2 separate regions of the Homo sapiens genome follow, and region 1 is linked to region 2. Evidence: chromatin loops called from intact Hi-C (ENCODE). Cell type or tissue: Calu3. All regions are shown on one strand. Links, peaks and the distances in the headings refer to the core of each region. The heading gives the core; the rest is flanking DNA.

The links. Hi-C counts contacts between places; a loop is a spot of excess contacts. Peaks named below come from ENCODE experiments on the same cell type or tissue, not always from the same donor. Only the 100,000 strongest peaks of a DNase experiment are listed, where the experiment ranks them.
Region 1: it touches region 2 in a loop (11-fold over the local background); 4 of 110 quality-filtered maps call a loop at or near these places.

What each region holds. Positions count from the first base shown.
Region 1 is chr10:25,709,883-25,715,269 of GRCh38, forward strand. The region is part of intron 1 of LINC00836 (long intergenic non-protein coding RNA 836); the gene reads left to right. Among named protein-coding and RNA genes, the nearest start is that of LINC00836, 61 kb to the left of the region's middle. In Calu3, for the core only: no CTCF peak of the experiment used is centred there; no DNase peak of the experiment used is centred there.
Region 2 is chr10:25,519,998-25,525,384 of GRCh38, forward strand. The region is part of intron 5 of GPR158 (G protein-coupled receptor 158); the gene reads left to right. Among named protein-coding and RNA genes, the nearest start is that of LINC00836, 130 kb to the right of the region's middle. In Calu3, for the core only: no CTCF peak of the experiment used is centred there; a DNase peak (open chromatin) is centred at 3,154.

The sequences.
Region 1 (5,387 bases), core at 228-5,227, 190 kb after region 2:
CAGGATGGTCTTGATCTCTTGACCTTGCGATCCACCAACATCAGCCTCCCGAAGTGCTGAGATTATAGGCATAAGCCACCGTGCCCAGCCCAAATATAGTTCAATCTACTCTTAGGTAAGGGAAAGACACCAAACACAGACAGACTGGATGACAATAAGGAGGCTCTGTGCTGCCTCTAGATAAGTCACTGATAAAAGCTTGGTTTCAGGGTTTCTAGGTCTTCTTTCATCTACACTCTGCTTGTCATAGCACTCATAGTGCACTCACTGTATTAGTCTGGTCTCACACTGCTAATAAAGACATACCCAAGACTGAGTAATTTACAAAGAAAAGAAGTTTAATTGACTCACAGTTCCATGTGGCTGGGGAGGCCTCACAATCATGGTGGAAGAGCAAGGGACGTCTTGCATGGCAGCAGGAAAGAGAGCGCTTATGCGGGGGAACTCCCCTTTATAAAATCATCAGATCTCGTGAGATTTATTCACTATTACAAGAGCAGCATGGGAAAAACCTGTCCTGGTGATTCAATTACCTCCCACCTGGTCTCTCCCACAACACGTGGGGATTACTACAATTCAAGGTGAGATTTGAGTGGGGATGTAGAGCAAAACCATATCACTCACATTTCAATAGTACCCAGACTATGTCTGTTTCCCTCCATGACTAAAAACTCTAACCTTCCATTGTGAGGCAAACAGTCAAAATGAAGGAGATACGCAAAGTTTCCCACTTTACTTCCTTAGGGACAGAAAACTCTGACGTAGATAAGTGTTGTCCTAAAACCTCTCCACCTTAATTTCCTCATCTATAAAAAGAGTGGATATCCTGGATGATTCTAAAATTGTATTAATTAGTAGGATTGGAAACTCAAATCTACTTATGACTCTAGAGAAAATTATTTAACATATGCTTCCCAGGGAAATATTAAATTAAAATCATGGCTACATAATGACTAAATACCAAATGAGGATATCTATCAATAAAAAGAAAGGCAATTAGCAACATAATCAATCGACATACTGTTTATGTTTTATTATGAACATGAACCAGTTCCTTAAGTCAATTACTGCCTGCATTATTTTGCTAGGGCTGCCATAACAAAGCACTGCAAACTGTATGCTTAACAGCAGAAATGCATTGTCTCATAGTCCTGGAGATCAAGGCATTGGCAGGGTTGGTTCCTTCTGAAGATGTTAGGAAAGAATCTGTTTTCGACCTCTCTCCTAGCTTCTGGTAGTTCCCTGGCTTGCGGCTGAATAACATGTCATTCTCCCTGGGTGCATTTCTGTGTCCAAATTTCCCCTTTTTATAAGAACACCAGTCACATTGGATTAAGAGCCCACCCTACTCCAGCATGACCTCATCTAACTAATTACATCTGCAATGACCCTATTTCCAAATAAGGTCACCATTTGAGGTACTGGAAGTTAGGACCTCAACATATGAATTTAGCAGGGGACACATATAAACCTATAACACCACCTGTCAGTGGATTAAAAAAAATAATGAGAACATTTAAGTCTCTCACTGTATCAGTCTGTTCTCACATTGCTCTAAAGAAATACCTGAAACTGGGTAATTTATAAAGAAAAGAGGTTTCATTGGCTCCCAGTTCCACAGGCTGTACAGGAAGCATGGTGCTGGCATCTGCTTAGCTTCTGAGGAGGCCTCAGGAAACTTATGATCACAGCAGAAGGTCAAAGGGAAGCAGTCACGTCTTACATGGCAGGAGCAGGGCGAGACAGAGTGGGGGGAAGGTGCCGCACACGTTTCAACAACAAGGTATCCTGAGAACTCACCATCATGAGAATAGCACCAAGGGGACGGTACTAAAGTATTCATGAGAAATTCACCCCCCTGATCCAATCACCTCCCACCGGGACCCACCTCCGACACTGGGGATTACAATTTGACATGAGATTTTGTGGGGACACAGATCCAAACCACATCACTCATCCTGTCCATTTTAAAATAGAGACTCAGTCAACATGTACCTACACAGTAGCCTCCTCCTCTGTCCACAGTTTCACTGTTCATGGTTTCTGTTACCCACAGTCAACTGCGGTCCAAAAATATATAAGTAGAGTACAATATGATATTTTGAGAGAGACAACACATTCATATACATGTTATCACAGTATATTGTTATAATCGTTCTATTTTATTATTAGCTATGGTTGTTAATTTCTTATTGTGCCTAATTTGTAAATTAAACTTTATCATAAGTATGCATGTATAAGAGAAAAACATACAGTAGTATATATAGCATACTATAGTCATGTATATGGCATTCAGCATTATCCATGGTTTCAGGCATCCACTAGTGGGCTTGGCACATACCACCGTCAGATAAGGGGGGATTACTATATTTTCTGTAATGTTACTCTTAATCAGTAATTAAATCAAAAGCATTTTTTAAAAAGAAAACTTTCTAAGTCAACTAAAGAAAAACTCTTGTTCTCCTGTATGTCTTCTTCTATATGTCATCATAAAAATTTGCCTCTAGAACCTTTCCAGTCCTTCTAGCCTATCTGTTTTTGCCCCTCCAACTCAAGTATACGTGATGTTTAGAGGTTATTTCCAGAATGTTTTCCACTTAAGAGATCCTTGAAGCAACAAGTTAGACTGCCTGTAATGATTTGGGTGTCTGCAATGTACCCGCAGGGAAGAGAACCAGTCCTTGTTGGTAGCTCAGAGTAACCCCAATTTCAATGTGTTTGGTAAATGTGATGGAAGTCTCCAAAATTGCAGTCTAGACTCACTCAGCAGTCTCCAGAGCACATGTTTATAACAAAACAAATACAATATTTTTATATTCCTCTTTTATCTTGCAGTAAACATTGACAGGACATACTTTTCTTTCACCCTTCTTCAGTTTTAATTAGCTTTTACAGACCATAATAGAGCTGTAAACACCATGTGACAGCAGTAGCATTTTCCACTCACTTAAGAATTCAAGGCCAGGCATGGTGGCTCACGCCTGTAATCCCAGCACTTTGGGAGGCCAAGGCGAGTGGATCACCTGAGGTCAGGAGTTCTAGACCAGCCTGGACAACATGGTGAAACCCCGTCTCCACTAAAAATACAAAAATTAGCTGGGCATGGTGGCACGTGCCTGAAATCCAGCTACTGGGGAGGCTGAGGCAGGAGAATCGCTTGAACCCAGGAGGCAGAGGTTGCAGTAAGTCCAGATCGCGCCATTGCATTGCACGCCAGCCAGTGCAACAAGAGCGAGATTCTGTCTCAAAAATAAATAAATAAATAAATAAATAAATAATAATTCAAGGTGGCCTCAAAGAATCCCTGCAATTTAGGGAAACCATAGTTTAATATGAACCTTTAAAGGAGAAATATACATTTAGCATTTGGGACTATTACTTGAAGTCTAGTTTGAAGATGTCTACTATTCTGAATGTTTAATAACTGATTTCTTACGGGCATACAATCAATTGAAATATGAAAAGGCCTGTCTAGATGGAAAAAGTATCTTTTAAAGCTGTGGGGACATCTTGTGGCCAATTTTATTAAAGTTTTTTTATTATTTTATTTATTTATTTATTTATTTATTTATTTATTTATTTATTTATTGAGACGGAGTCTAACTCTTGTTGCCCAGGCTGGAGTGCAGTGGCACAATCTCAGCTCACTGCAACCTCTGCCTCCCAGGTTCAAGCGATTCTCCTGCCTCAGCCTCCCAAGTAGCTGGGATTACAGGTACATGCCACCATGCCCGGCTGATTTTGTATTTTTAGTAGAGATGGGGTTTCACCATGTTGTCCAGGCTGTTCTTGAACTCCTGACCTCCAGTAATCCACCCACTTTGGCCTCCCACAGTGCTGTGATTATAGGCGTGAGTCACTGTGTCCAGCCAAGATTCTTTTTAATGAGATAACAGTTGATCCTCCTCCATGTGGGTGCATCCTGCCTCCGTGGATTCAACCAAACATGGGTCAAAAATATTTGAAAAAAAAATTCGCCTGTACTGTTTACATATAGACTTTTTCTTCTTGTCATTATTCCCTAAACAATAAGTATAACCATTACTTACATCGCATTTACATTGTGTTAGGTATTATAAGTAATCTAGAGATGACTTAGAGGATTTGGGAGGATATGCGTAGGTTATGTGCAACACTACATATTTGCAAACATTACTATTTTCCCTTTTGTCTACACACCCACAAATAAACACTTAAAAAGACAACATTTTACAATGGTGTAGAATTTACATTTAAGGGACTTGAGCATCTGTGGATTTGGGTATTCGTGGGAGGTCCTAGAACCCCCCACAGACACCAGAGGATGACTGTATTTTGACTGAACAAATATAGGGAATGCTTACAGTAGGTTAGTATAATTGTGCTATATGCAAGGAGAATAAAGATAAAACACAAGCTGTTTTTTGAGGAAGCAATCAGAATAGAAAGAGCCTAAGCTATTTAATATGGCCAAACCTCATTTTATTTACTTATACAGAAGAAATCCAGGTATCTTCTTTCAAAAAAAAAACAGTTAAAAGTACAGATGTCATGAACACCTGTGGCTTTCACCTGTTTTCCATACAGCCTGCATTCCTTAGTACCCGCGCCTCAGTTTTACTTTAGAGACCAACCAGCACACACTCTGTCCATGTGTTAAGGTGGGACTGCTGGTCAACTCCTTTGGCTCCAGGTCTATCTAATCCATGTATTCCTTTTTTTTTTTTTTTTTTTTTTTTTTTGACGGAGTCTCACTCTGTTGGCCAGGCTGGAGTGCAATGGCGCAATCTTGGCTCACTGCAACCTTCACTCCCTGGGTTGAAGCAATTCTCCTGCCTCAGCCTCACGAGTAGCTGGGATTACAGGCATGCACCACCACACCTGGCTAAGTTTTGTATTTTAGTAGAGACAGGGTTTCACCATGTTGTCCAGGCTGGTCTCAAACCCCCAACCTCAGGTGATCTGCCCTCCTTGGCCTCTGAAAGTGTGGGGATTACAGGCATGAGCCACTGCACCCGGCCAATTTCTTTTATTTAAGCCACCTAGTCTATTGTATTTTTATGGCAGCCTGAGCTAATACACAAGTTCAGAATATAAATACTTTTAGCTGTACATGGAACCACTATTGACCATATATCAGACTTTAAAAGTCTTAATACATTTTAAAAGATTACAATTTTACAGACTATATTCTCCAATAATGGCCCTAAATCAGAAACCAATAAGAAAAGAACATCTAGAAAATGTCCACGTTTCATTTTTTAAAAAGCTAACTGATGTTAAAAAAATTACAGGTGAAATTAGAAAATATTTTGAACTGAATGACAATAGAAAATACAACATAGCAAAATCTGAGGTGCAATGCTTAGAGGGAAGTTTATCACTTTAAATATTTAGAAAAGAAAAAA
Region 2 (5,387 bases), core at 54-5,053:
CTTTCAGGTACACCAATCAGACGTAGATTTGGTCTTTTCACATAGTCCCATATTTCTTGGAGGCTTTGCTCATTTCTTTTTATTCTTTTTTCTCTAAACTTCCCTTCTCGCTTCATTTCATTCATTTCATCTTCCATTGCTGATACCCTTTCTTCCAGTTGATCGCATCGGCTCCTGAGGCTTCTGCATTCTTCACGTAGTTCTCGAGCCTTGGTTTTCAGCTCCATCAGCTCCTTTAAGCACTTCTCTGTATTGGTTATTCTAGTTATACATTCTTCTAAATTTTTTTCAAAGTTTTCAACTTCTTTGCCTTTGGTTTGAATGTCCTCCCGTAGCTCAGAGTAATTTGATCATCTGAAGCCTTCTTCTCTCAGCTCGTCAAAGTCATTCTCCATCCAGCTTTGTTCTGTTGCTGGTGAGGAACTGCGTTCCTTTGGAGGAGGAGAGGCGTTCTGCGTTTTAGAGTTTCCAGTTTTTCTGTTCTGTTTTTTCCCCATCTTTGTGGTTTTATCTACTTTTGGTCTTTGATGATGGTGATGTACAGATGGGTTTTCAGTGTGGATGTCCTTTCTGTTTGTTAGTTTTCCTTCTAACAGACAGGACCCTCAGCTGCAGGTCTGTTGGAATACCCTGCCGTGTGAGGTGTCAGTGTGCCCCTGCTGGGGGGTGCCTCCCAGTTAGGCTGCTCGGGGGTCAGGGGTCAGGGACCCGCTTGAGGAGGCAGTCTGCCCGTTCTCAGATCTGCAGCTGCGTGCTGGGAGAACCACTGCTCTCTTCAAAGCTGTCAGACAGGGACAGCAGAGGTTACTGCTGTCTTTTTGTTTGTCTGTGCCCTGCCCCCAGAGGTGGAGCCTACAGAGGCAGGCAGGCCTCCTTGAGCTGTGGTGGGCTCCGCCCAGTTGGAGCTTCCCGGCTTCTTTGTTTACCTAAGCAAGCCTGGGCAATGGCGGGCGCCCCTCCCCCAGCCTCGCTGGCGCCTTGCAGTTTGATCTCAGACTGCTGTGCTAGCAATCAGCGAGACTCTGTGGGCGTAGGACCCTCCGAGCCAGGTGTGGGATATAGTCTCGTGGTGCGCCATTTCCTAAGCCCGTCGGAAAAGCGCAGTATTCGGGCGGGAGTGACCCGATTTTCCAGGTGCATCCGTCACCCCTTTCTTTGACTCGGAAAGGAAACTCCCTGACCCCTTGCGCTTCCCAGGTGAGGCAATGCCTCGCCCTGCTTCGGCTCGCGCACGGTGCACGCACCCACTGGCCTGCGCCCACTGTCTGGCACTCCCTAGTGAGATGAACCCGGTACCTCAGATGGAAATGCAGAAATCACCCGTCTTCTGCGTCGCTCACGCTGGGAGCTGTAGGCCGGAGCTGTTCCTATTCGGCCATCTTGGCTCCTCCCTCCTCTATTGTTATCTATTTCACTGAAGATTTTTTTCCTTCCTAACTTGCATCATATTATTGATTTAAGTTTGACTTCACCTTTGTCTGGTGCCTCCTTGATTAGCTTAATAGTTGACCTCCTGAATTCTTTTTCTGGCAACTTAGAGATTTCTTCTTGGTTTGGATCCATTGCTGGTGAGCCAGTGTGATCTTTTGGGGGCATTAAAGAACCTTGTATTGTCATATTACCAGAATTGTTTTTCTAGTTTCTTCTCATTTGGTAGACTATGTCAGAGGGAAGATCTGGGGTGAAAGAGCTGCTGGTCAGTAAAACATGGAACGCTTCATGAATTTGTGTGTCATCCTTGCACATGGGCCATGCTAATGCAGCACACATCAAATGACTTTAGTAGACTGTTATCTTGCTGATGGTATGAAAGCAATGGCAGAAAAAAATCCTACAGATATTAGTTTATATGAAAACTGCTGCCAAAAGGTATTGAAGGAGTAGTCATTGAATCCTACATAGACAATAAGAAGATGATAATTTTTCAGAGTTGAGGCACTGTGGGTGAAAGGAGATAAGGGCCCAGAAACTCACTTGCTTGATCTTCTCTTTTGACTGTCATAAATAACCTCTGAGATGTCTCCACAGAGGCCAGTTTAATAACCAGTAATTAGGGTAAAAAGCAGAGAACAAGGGATCAGAACTGAGTTATAATTCTGGTGTAGCCAGTTGTGTGACCTAGCACAAGTCACTTAGTCTTTTGGGGTCTCAGCTTCTTACTATGTAAGTTAAGAGTATTGACATAGGTATTCTCAACAGCACTTCTCACTTCTGTCATTTCTTGGCAGTTTTAGAGAAATTCCCCAAAATATTTAGATCCACGTTTTCAGCTAGTTCCTGTTAACCCCGTTACCCTCCCAGTGCTTGGCATGGTCAGGGAATGTAATAAATCGCCTGCTTTTAAAAAGCTCTGGACATCCATCTGAGTCCTGTTTTCAAGGAAATTGTAGGCTTACTTTTTTATAAAGAGAGATATTCCAGCAGAGTCATGGCCTCCTTTTCCCTTGTAACCCTGTTGATGGCAATGCCAACTTCCATCAAATTCTCTTTGGCTTTGGTAATGAGATATAGATGTTGGGGGGAAATGACTAATGAGAAAAGGGATCTGGATTTGACTTTGCCTTGGAGGAAATTGCATTTATGTAATTGAATTCACTATAAAGACAGACCTGTGAGTTGCAGAAGGCTGAAACACAATTGACTACTTACATACAAGTTTGAAAACTCACAAAATACGCTTATATATTATTTATGGATACATATAAATGGAACAAACATAGAAAACATGTACTGGATGGCTTTATGTCAGACTTTTTAGTGCTTGCCTCTAGAGAAAGTAGAAGACATGGGACTGTGAAGGGGAATTAGGAAGCTTCTCCTTAATATGGGTAAAGTTTTCAGTTTTTTAAAGACCCATAGTGATTGTAACAAAATTTATACACGTATTAATTTGTGTGGTGTGCAGATGTCAAGGTTATATTAATCTCAATTTCTATTTTTTTTAAACTTAAAAAAAGTAAAATTGTATTTAAAAGTACTTTCAAGAGCTGAGCTGAACTGGAGAAGCTGAGCTGCTAGATGTCAGAGTAACTGGTTAAGGCAACAAGCCGAAATGGAAGAAACAGTCAAGCCCTTCATCACTTAGTATAAGCAAGAGGCTGAACTGAAGAAAGTGCTGTCTTCCCTGCTGTTCCATTTTTCCCCATGGGATGGCACCATGCACAAGGGTCAGATGGGTCAACACAGGCATGGGGAATGTCTCACTGCAGTGGGAGCCCTGAACAAAAGGCTCCTGAAGTCCTGTGGATCCAGGGGTTGGGAGAAGGGCTAGAAATGGAAGAGTACTGAGTCAGAGTGAAGAAAACATCTTTAAGGTCCTCTGTGTGGAAGAACTCTTGGATGGCTTGGATGGAGACAGCTCTGCTAGGAATGCGACATGAGTAAGAGCATGGCTAGCCAGGGAGCCTGAGTCCTTGACTGCAGCCCCCTCTAGCAACTGCAGTACATCAAGACTGTGCACCAGGTGGGGAGGACAGAGTTCCCGTAAAAGGTTTGCCAGGTAAAGTTTTTATAATTGCCTGTGGTTGGGCCTGAAAAATCAGACATAGGTTTTGGTCAGTAGCTGGACTCCTCGAATTCTAATGTTTTTCTGCTACAGAAAGCTGTGTAGCTGAGAAATAGACAATTTAATCAAAATATTTGGAGACTTCGGTACCCTACTTTTTGTAATGAATAGAACACCTAAACAGAAGATCAACAAGGAAACAGTATAAACCAACTAGACCTAGCAGACATCTGTAGAATACTCCTCTAAGATCAGGAATCACACAATGATTTATACTGTTACAACTTCTATTCAACATTGTGCTGGAGATTCTAGCCACAGCAATTAGGCAAGAAAATGAAGAAGAAGAAAAAAAAGGCTTTTACTTTAGAAAGGAAGAAGTAAAACTGTCTCTATTTGCAGATGAAACGATCTTATAGAGAGAAAACTCTAAGGAATGCACAAAAAAAAGATCTTTAGAACTAATAAGTTCAGCAAAGTTGCAGAATACGAGATCAGAATATAAAAGCAATTTAATTTTCTTATACCAGCAATGAACAATCCTAAAATGAAATTAATGAAACAATTCCATTAGAAAAAGAATAAAATATTTACAAATCTAATAAAAGAAGTGCAAGACTATACAATGAAAACTACAAAACATCATTAAAAGGCGTTCAAGAACTACATAAATGGAACTCATGGATTAGAAAACTGAATAGGTTAGCAGTACTCCCCAGATTGATCCACAGATCCAGTGCAAGCCTATGAAAACCCAGCTATCTTTTTGTTAAAATTTCCAAGCTCGTTCTAAAATGTATATGGACACGCAAGGGGCCCAGAATATCTAAAATAATTTCAAAAAGCAGAACAAAATTGGAAGACTCATACTCCCTTACTTCCACCAAACTTACTACAAAGCTGTGCTGATCAAGATAATGTGGTACTGAGATAAGACAGACATGAAGATCAATGGAATAAAATTTAGAGAGTTCCAAAATACATCTTTCCATTTGTGGTCAATTGATAAGCATGTGAAGAATGTTCAATGGGGAAAGAATAGTCTTTTGAATAAATGATGCTAGAAGAACTGGATATCCATAAGCAGAATAATGAGTTGGATCCCTAGTTCATACCACATATAAAATTTAACTCAAAACAGCTCAGAGTCCTAAATGGAAGAGCCAAAACTGTAGAACTTTTAGAAGGAAACATAGATATAAATTTTTATGACCTTGGGGTAAGCAATGGTTTCTTAGATATGACACCAAAATCACAAGTGACAAAAGATGAAATACATAGTTGATCTTTATCAAAGTCAAAAACTATGTTGCAAGTTATACTACCAAGAAAGTTAAAAGAAAGCACACAGAATAAGAGACAATATTTGTATGTCATATGTCTGATAAGGGACTTATATCCAGAATATTACAACTCAATAATAAAAAGACAATTCACCCAACTAAATAGACAAAGGATCTGAATAGACAGTTCTCTGGAGAATATATACAGATAGCCAATAAGCATATGAAAAGATGATCAGCATCATTTCTCATTAGGGAAATGCAAATCAAAACCACAATGTGATAACACTTCACACCCACAAGGATGGCTGTAATAAAAAAGATAGATAAAAAAGATAGGCAATGAGTGTTGGCGAGGAGGTAGAGAAATTGGAAACATCATCCATTGCTGGTAGGAATGTAAAATGGTGCAGTCACTCTCTAAAACAGTTGAAAATTTTCTCAAAATGTTAAGCAGAGTTACCATATGACTCAGCAATGCCATTCCTAAGTATATAACCAAGGGAAATGAAAGCATATGTCCACAAAAACACTTACACATGAATCTTCGTAGCTACATAATTCATAATAGCTCAAAAGTGGAAGCAATTCGCATGTTC